Linked DNA regions of Homo sapiens: all the other regions are linked to region 1. A link is a contact called in ENCODE Hi-C or POLR2A ChIA-PET data. All regions are on one chromosome and are shown on one strand. The core of a region is the stretch at or near the end of the contact, and the rest is flanking DNA. Distances in the headings are between cores, read along the strand shown. Region 1 holds the start of IL18RAP (interleukin 18 receptor accessory protein). Region 2 has its middle 28 kb from the start of IL1R1. Region 3 overlaps IL1R2 (interleukin 1 receptor type 2).

Region 1 (2,804 bases), core at 212-2,711:
CTTCCATGAACACGCCTTGCTCTCAGCAGACAGCCAGGTCAGCATCAGCAGCCAGGTGGTAGCATCCTGTACTTTCCTGTACTTTCTGGCTCCACCTGGACAAAGTGGTCTGGGCAGACTTTCCTTTTCACCTGCATGGTTCTACCTGCCTCTTGTCCAAGATTAATCTCCCCATGGTATCAGGGACCCCACTTCTTCTGGCTTCCTGGGAGAAAGCAGTCCATGCACCCTCTCCTCACTCTCACTTGTATTTGTCCTCACTGACCTGCTGACGCATTCCCCTCGCAGTGGAATCCTACCCAAGGCCCTCTCATCTCCAGAAATGAGCAAACACTTCCTCCTGTCTTCCTGCATCATGCAGACTCTAGCAGGCGTGGTTCTTCCCCGCTTCCCACATTCCCTCTACTCCTCTCTCTCCACCCTGAAGCTCTCCGTTATCTCACCCCAGCTGCACATGCTGAGCTTTTGGTGGCCAAACCAAGACTCTTTGGTGGACACTTTTCAGTCCTTCTCATGCCCAACTCCTCTGCAGCTTCTGAAACTGATGTCTAGTCTCTCCTCCAAGCTTTCTCTGTCTGGATTGCCAAGGTGGTCTCTCTGCTCTGCTCCTTGCATTCCTTTTAGGTTTGTCATTCTTTATTTTCCATTAGCCCTGGCCTACTTTTAAAGGTTGAGGTTCCTCAGGGAAGTTCATCTGCCCTCCCTTATGGGGCAACAGAAACAATCCAGGCTTGTTACAGATGCCCCAGGCTCCCTCCAGCTGCTGAAACTGAGACCCTGCTCTGAGCCATATGCCTCCCCACCCCTCTGCCCTGGGAATGCTCCAGCTGGATCCCCAAGATATTTCAAGTAAGTGGTTTGAAAGGTCCCATGACTGCCTTATCAAGAGAGGGGACTCAAGTCCTTTGGACACAGCCCAGATCTGATTCTCTGGAGGGGACCTGCTCCCCCTTTCATATTTGAGAGTTGATAGTGGTGCCATCCAGTGACAATTTTCCCTCTTGCATGTGGGGCAGGGAGAGGTAGGTGGCCTCTATTCTCTAATAGAATAGACTAGTATATGCAAACATTCTCAAATTTTATAAATAGGAGCTATATCTCTAGCTTTCCTAACCGTGAAAAATCTGACAGTTTTATTCAACTTGGGTCATTTTTTCAGGAAAAGTTAAACATAACTCTTTTCAAATTACTCATGGAAATACACATGCTAGGTGAGCACATCAAAGAAAAAAGATTAATGAGGGGAAAAATGGCATTAAAAGAACACACTGCATAGAGCCTAGGGATATTGGGAGCTTGAGATGATTTGTAAGAAATGACACAAGTGAAAAGGTTGCTACACACCATTGGAAATACTCACGTAAGTTATAGGCAAGTGAAGGCCGGTTTGGGTAGGACCTGCCCTTTCAAAGCTTCCTGTGTGAGATGCACTTTGTTCACTGGTTCTGACTTCTTCATTTCCCATTTCTTGATTTACAGAAATGAAGGGGATACTCAGGGCAGAGTTCTGAATCTCAAAACACTCTACTCTGGCAAAGGAATGAAGTTATTGGAGTGATGACAGGAACACGGGAGAACAATGCTCTGTTTGGGCTGGATATTTCTTTGGCTTGTTGCAGGAGAGCGAATTAAAGGATTTAATATTTCAGGTAGGGGTTTTCACTTTTCATGTTAGCACTGTGAGTCTGTGGTCAAGTGTAAAGTGATGGATAACCTGATATATCAGCAGTGTGATATATTAATACAAACCTTTCCATCCTACTATTAAAAGGGGACTGAGAGGAGAATTATTAGGGTGAACAGCTTTCAGCTGATACCAAGCATTGTCGAGGTACCCTGTTACTGTAGTTGAGTGTTCAGTGAGATCAGCTGACGAGGGATGAGCCAGAGTTCTACCATCTTTTCCAGGAAACCAGGGCTGCTGCTGGTATGCTGGAGTCCACTGGGAGGGAATTAGAACAGGCACTTCCTTTCCCCTACAAAATAGACAGTGAAGAAGAAAGACACACAAGGAAGCTAGATCTCTTGTTAAATCAAGTACTAGATGTAAATATAAGCTAGAATTCCATTTTCTAATGTGTTTCCATGTGCTTTGTTTATTATGATTTTCAGGTTGTTCCACAAAAAAACTCCTTTGGACATATTCTACAAGGAGTGAAGAGGAATTTGTCTTATTTTGTGATTTACCAGAGCCACAGAAATCACATTTCTGCCACAGAAATCGACTCTCACCAAAACAAGTCCCTGAGCACCTGCCCTTCATGGGTAGTAACGACCTATCTGATGTCCAATGGTACCAACAACCTTCGAATGGAGATCCATTAGAGGACATTAGGAAAAGCTATCCTCACATCATTCAGGACAAATGTACCCTTCACTTTTTGACCCCAGGGGTGAATAATTCTGGGTCATATATTTGTAGACCCAAGATGATTAAGTATGATCCAAATACATTTCTATCTGAAAACATTTCCAAATCCTCTATTATCTAGACAAAATATCTATGTTCACAGGATCTTGTTAATTTCCTAGGAGCCCCTATGATGTAGCCTGTTGTGTCAAGATGATTTTAGAAGTTAAGCCCCAGACAAATGCATCCTGTGAGTATTCCGCATCACATAAGCAAGACCTACTTCTTGGGAGCACTGGCTCTATTTCTTGCCCCAGTCTCAGCTGCCAAAGTGATGCACAAAGTCCAGCGGTAACCTGGTACAAGGTAAGAGTGAATTCTCTAAAATTAATATAAGAGCATTGTTTTTATGGTATCTTCTTCATGGGCTTTTCATGGAAAAGCGTGTTTGAGA
Region 2 (2,700 bases), core at 10-2,509, 310 kb before region 1:
TCCTTGATCTTGCTTGCCCCGCTCTAGGCTGATTAGCAGCCAGTCTCGGAGGCTGCACCAATGACGCTCGGCCTCCTTGCCCTGGAGCCTGGGTACCCACCTCATCTGCTATTCTAGAACCGGCCAGGATCAGCAGCCATCCATCTCCTCCCCATGATGTCTGGGAGCTTTTCACATTGCCTCTGTTCCTTACACAGGCTTTATGATTTTTGATTTGTCTCTAAGGAAACTGAGGCTTAAAAATAGCAGGTGAGTTTCTTCAAGTCGCGGCAGATCGATAACAGAGTCAGAATTTGAACATGGGTCTGTTGGATTCTCTCAGCTCTGTACACATCATTATGCCAAAATAGTAAGGAACATGAGGAAGGGAAACACTAGTTTATGGAAGAGCTCTTTCTCACATGTCCTTCAGGCAGTCATATTTGGGCACTGGTTTTTGAGTCCATTCATATCAAGCATGCCATTCAGGCTCTCTTCTGCCACTTCTAAGAGTTATCCAAATTGGTGCATGGTACCCATAAACTAGTTTTTAAAAGAGATATGATTACTGAAATGATCAGTATGTAATATTGAAGCCCAAATCAATACAAATGAAATGCATATCATAATAAAGTACAAATTCAAGTAAAGTAGGGACTTGGTAGATGTTTCTCTGGAAAGGTTAAACACACTGCGTGGAATGCATGGGGAAACCTGGTTTCACAAATAGTATCAGCTGTCTGCTAAAGAATCTGTAAAACCACATGCGAAGGTTCACAGGGGTTCTTTCCTGTAGGGAAAATATGTGATTATTGTCAACAGTGAAGGAATGTGTACTGGAACTTAATTGATTTAAAAAGTCTCATGTGAACCTGCCATGACAACCTCTTTGAATAAGTTTCCCTCAAGGTTTAAGCATTTCTCGAGATTAACGTAGTGGGTTTCTGGGCTGACTCACAGGGAGAAGGGGAGGTTACATTTTTGCTATTGTGATAATGTGGGAAATTACACTCGGTATCACTCACTGTGCTTGAATCTTTATCATCAACCTCAAACTCTGGGATTTATGTAACCGCAAGATCAGAACTCTAAGCTTCTTTTTTTCTCCAGTTGAAATTTATTTTAAGTTGGTAAGGAAATATGACATATATCTATAGAACCTAGGCTCATAGGAAGGTAAAAAATGCTTTGGATTGGAAGTAGAGGCAGACCTTTACTTTAGTCTGGAACTGATGTCCTGATTGTAAATTGTTGTTCTAGGGAAACCCAGTGTGTGTGAATGTAAGCCCCTGGAGTTGAGTTCCCTTTCTTGGCTGGGCCCCAGTCTGCCACGTCAGTGCTGAAAATGGACATTGCTGCTGCCTCGGTGACATACAAATAGGGGAAATGTCTCCTGAATGGAATTACTCTTTGTCATCTAGGCCAGTAGTTGTCAACCCTGGCTGCATATTGGAATCACCTGGGAGCCTTTTAAACACTGATGCCTGGATCCTAACTCCAGAAGTTCTGATGTGATGGGAATGCATGCAGCCTGGCTTTTTAAAGTCCTCAGGTGATCATACTGTGCAGTTAGTGTAATGTGGGTTGAGAACCACTGACCCGAGAAGTAGACAGTTGCCGAGTCAGTAAATTACCCAAGTAAACAAGAAGCTGGTTAGACCAAGCCTGTCCATAGTGATTGCCAAATCCTGCCTGGTGGGGAAATTTAGGACCATTTCCTCAGAAAACTTTGTTACTGGAAGTTATCAAGGGCTCTCTACCTAGTAAGTGTGCTTTCAGTTTTTTAAGGCACTGTGGATATAAGTTGTGTAAACGTAGCCACTTTCATTTATTTGGCAAATATTTAAACATCTGCTCTGTTCAAGTTATACTCAATCTCAGCCTACTTTTAAGCTTATTAACTGAACAGCAGGGGAGAGAACTCAAGCAATGCAAAGTAGGGGCTGCAAAGTGCCATCAGAGAGGGGGAGATGAAAAACCTCAAGGTTTCAGAGCAGGGAGAGATAGTTGCCTGTTTCTCCTGGTCGGAGGGATGGGAAAACCCTAAAGAAGTGGTGCAGTATTTGGGATAGGCCTTGGAGGGGGGAGAAGGCGGAAGAAGAAGACTTGAGCTGGAGGAGAAAGAAGGGTTGTATTCTGGGTAGAGGAAACTGCACGAGCAAGAAAAGAGGTAGACATTAGGGAAACTTGCAAGGAAATGGGCACATAGTAAACATGGGTACATCAAGGGCGAGGAGAGGAACACATTCCAAAAGGTAGGATCAAGGGAGACTGAGGAGCATCTGGAATGCTATACTGAGTGGTCTGGGCTTTGTTTGGGAGGCAGTGGAGCCTTGCATGGCAGGTTTTGACATCCAACCTTGCAGCAAACGGCAAATAGGAGCTTGCTCAGCAGTATTTATATGGCGAATCTGGATTATTTAGAAGGAAATTGTGTTTCTGTCTCACTGTGTGGCCCATGTAGGTTGCATAGTTGCAGTATCTTCAACTTTGCATTGACAAGGTGGGTGCGTTGCACTGGGTCGAGATGGTTCAGATGTCCCCCAATGCATTGCTGCTTTCGACATCTCTCCATTTCTCTAGCTTCTAACACTTTGTTTGTCTCTCTTCAACCACCATGCTGAGAAAAAAGTTTAAGGGCTTTTCTTGTTCCCCCACGTAATCTTGGCAAGTAATAACAGTGAACCCTGGAGATGGAAAGAAGTGTGGATGTTAGGAGAC
Region 3 (2,700 bases), core at 149-2,648, 400 kb before region 1:
GAGATCGCCCCACCGCACTCCAGCCTGGGCGACAGAGCGAGACTCCATCTCAAAAACAAAACAAAACAAAACAAAAAAAACACGAGTTTTTAAAGAAGGGTTGATCCCCAGTCAGAGTCATCTGGGAATGGAGAGTTCCCAGGAGAAACATTAGAGCCAAGACCAGCCTCAGGCAAAGAGAAAGAATCCACACATTGATCTGGATTTTCTGAGGTAACTGAAGTGAGGGGCAGAGGAAGTCGGCTTGAATTTAGCATGTCCCGTGGGAGCGCAGGGGCCCTGGTGAAGCCATTTAACTTCAGGTGCCTCTTGGTTTTTGCCTGCCATGAAGACCAGTTGTAGGAACCAGAGGTACTTCGTAAACAGTAAAGCTCTGTGTGAACAGAATCATTTGAGAAAACTAAATTTTCTACCAAGGAAAGAATTGGGTGGTGAGGGGTGTTTGAGAAGCCGAGGAGGGACTCAGGGCTCAGGTTTGCTGGTGGGTGGGAGGTGCTGGTTCTGCAGTTGACGTGCTGTGCCTTGCCATCCACAGGGTCAAGACTGACAATCCCGTGTAAGGTGTTTCTGGGAACCGGCACACCCTTAACCACCATGCTGTGGTGGACGGCCAATGACACCCACATAGAGAGCGCCTACCCGGGAGGCCGCGTGACCGAGGGGCCACGCCAGTAAGTGGGCCAGGGTCTTCTGTTGAGAACTCTGTGGGTTTCGCTCTTCCTTTTGGAGACAGTTATCACTATGACCCACATACCACATTAAAAGTTACTTTTTTTGATTCCAAACTGTTGGATGTTTAGAATTTAAAAAATTGTATTTTGCTAAAAATTATCTTGAGAATCAAACTTTCTCTGTAAATACTTAAAAGTTGAGTTGCAGTTGACATGTTGGTATTGATGTTGCATTTTGTAGCTGTTTCATTAAACATTGATCCTTTTATTTTCGCAAGTTAAAAAATATTTTGGAGTTCATATCTTTCCATTTTCCACTCTGCAACCTGACTATCAAACATTTTCATAAACCCTTAAAAAGACCCTGAGACCTAGCCACAGTATCTATAGTACCTCTTCTGTTTCTCAGGGAGCTGTGGGCTGCCACAATCTCTAAGGGAGGTTAATAATTAAAAAAAAGAAAGAATTCAGTTCTCATAAGCAGTCATCTCTAGAAAATGTTTTCTTACTCTGAGACTCGAACAATCAGACCTTTTGTAAGTGGGAACTTGTTGCCTGTGAGGGAGACCATTCAACATTCCAAATTGTAACTCTTTTTAAAATTACAGTTTTGATACTTTGAATTAGCCTGAGCTTTTGCTTGCCAAATGGTTGTGTTTTTTGAAAGACTTATCACAAAAGATCTTTCTGGATGTAATTTAGTGGATAAAAACTATGTGTGGGTAGCACAATCATGTGCTTGCAAGTTCTCATTGCAAAAGACCTGGCCACAACTAAATGCCCATCTCAGCTTACTCATATGATCCACTTACTTAAAGGAACCTATATTCCCCCTACAAATAGAACAAAAATATTCCTAGTGGATCCACTCATCTGTGTTTTTATTCACACTAACAGTTAGTAGTGAGGTGTCTACAGATTCCTCTAACACTATAAATGGCAGCTATCCTGGCCACAGCCATTCCCCTGGGCTGTCTGCAGGTTTCCAGAGTGAGAGTCAGCAGTAGAGATGAGAAGAGACGGCACCACTGAGGGCTGGAGTCCTGGAAACTCCCTGCCCTTCAATATACAAGTGATTTAATGGTGAGGGACTCAAGTTTCCTCAAACTAGACGTTTCTGTTCCCATGACTGTTTTTTTTTGTTGTTGTTGTTCATTAAGAGACTTAAAAGATGAACTTCCCCATTATCTAACCCTGTAGTGTAACAACTGTTTGATGCCAGTGACCGCCAACTTCAGTGACACTAAGGCCTTCAGGGACAGGCTTAGAAACTGTCCCAAATGAATCACAAGTATGGTGGCAAGAGCTCCTAACTTTATGAAACTTGAAAACAATAAAAGCGCAATGGGTACTTCTAAAGGAGAGTGTTTAGATGTCTACATTGTGAAAGACAAGCTTGCATTCGATACAATCATAATTAAGTGAATGTTTTTTTAACTCAGGGAATATTCAGAAAATAATGAGAACTACATTGAAGTGCCATTGATTTTTGATCCTGTCACAAGAGAGGATTTGCACATGGATTTTAAATGTGTTGTCCATAATACCCTGAGTTTTCAGACACTACGCACCACAGTCAAGGAAGGTATGTATGTATTTTGGGGAGCACTATAGGAGAATATAACATGTTGAATGTTCCATGGATACTAGACAAATCTACTTGTTCTCCAAATGATTCCATAGAAATTCCCTTGCATTGTCTGCTAGTGGAGAGCTGAAAAGAAACCTCCCATTTTTAAAGAGTTTTGGTAGGGTGGAGGCTGGACTTTGGGAGATTATACTCAAATGAAAAATTTAAATAGCAAGCTGATTTTTGGAAAATGGATGAAATGGTTCTACAGTAAACTTCGAAATACTCTGTCTGCATGTGGCTCTGCCTTGGGTCACTAATCAGCTGTCTTCGCATGGCCTCTAGAAGAGGGTGGATTGTTCTTTATCCTGAAGATGAGAAACTTCATCCTCTAAGAGCTGGGGATTGGGAGCTACCCAGGGTTCAGGGCAGCTTTAGGGTCAAAGTCATTATATGACC

The links. A loop is a pair of places that touch in the nucleus more often than their neighbours do. ChIA-PET counts read pairs that join two places held with the same protein, here RNA polymerase II (POLR2A). Pooled maps may share reads with other maps.
Region 2: a pooled map shows a loop between it and region 1 (1.9-fold over the local background). The contact joins the enhancer-like site here to the promoter of IL18RAP in region 1. A Hi-C loop is called at or near these places in 3 of 37 single-sample maps with no recorded cell type and 8 of 50 pooled maps. POLR2A ChIA-PET finds 5 or more read pairs at or near these places in 1 of 52 experiments (SK-N-SH).
Region 3: a loop to region 1 is called in a map with no recorded cell type, with 6 times the contacts of the local background. The contact joins the enhancer-like site here to the promoter of IL18RAP in region 1. A Hi-C loop is called at or near these places in 2 of 168 maps with a recorded cell type or tissue (Ramos and left lung), 8 of 37 single-sample maps with no recorded cell type and 4 of 50 pooled maps. POLR2A ChIA-PET finds 5 or more read pairs at or near these places in 2 of 52 experiments (GM12878 and activated CD4-positive, alpha-beta T cell).

What each region holds. Positions count from the first base shown.
Region 1 is chr2:102,421,699-102,424,502 of GRCh38, forward strand. It overlaps IL18RAP (interleukin 18 receptor accessory protein), which reads left to right and starts at 1,462. Exons shown (of 10, transcript NM_001393487.1): 1 at 1,462-1,649; 2 at 2,113-2,437; 3 at 2,533-2,716. The coding sequence starts at 1,580.
Region 2 is chr2:102,113,637-102,116,336 of GRCh38, forward strand. It overlaps a transcript of IL1R1 not described here. Among named protein-coding and RNA genes, the nearest start is that of IL1R1, 28 kb to the right of the region's middle. Within about 2 kb of position 1,260, at least 8 of the 41 ENCODE cell types and tissues checked have a DNase peak (open chromatin) inside an H3K27ac peak, as active enhancers do.
Region 3 is chr2:102,023,998-102,026,697 of GRCh38, forward strand. IL1R2 (interleukin 1 receptor type 2) reads left to right here. Exons shown (of 9, transcript NM_004633.4): 7 at 536-671; 8 at 2,114-2,256. Among named protein-coding and RNA genes, the nearest start is that of IL1R2, 33 kb to the left of the region's middle. Within about 2 kb of position 1,399, at least 4 of the 41 ENCODE cell types and tissues checked have a DNase peak (open chromatin) inside an H3K27ac peak, as active enhancers do; they include GM12878, where a contact is called at or near this core.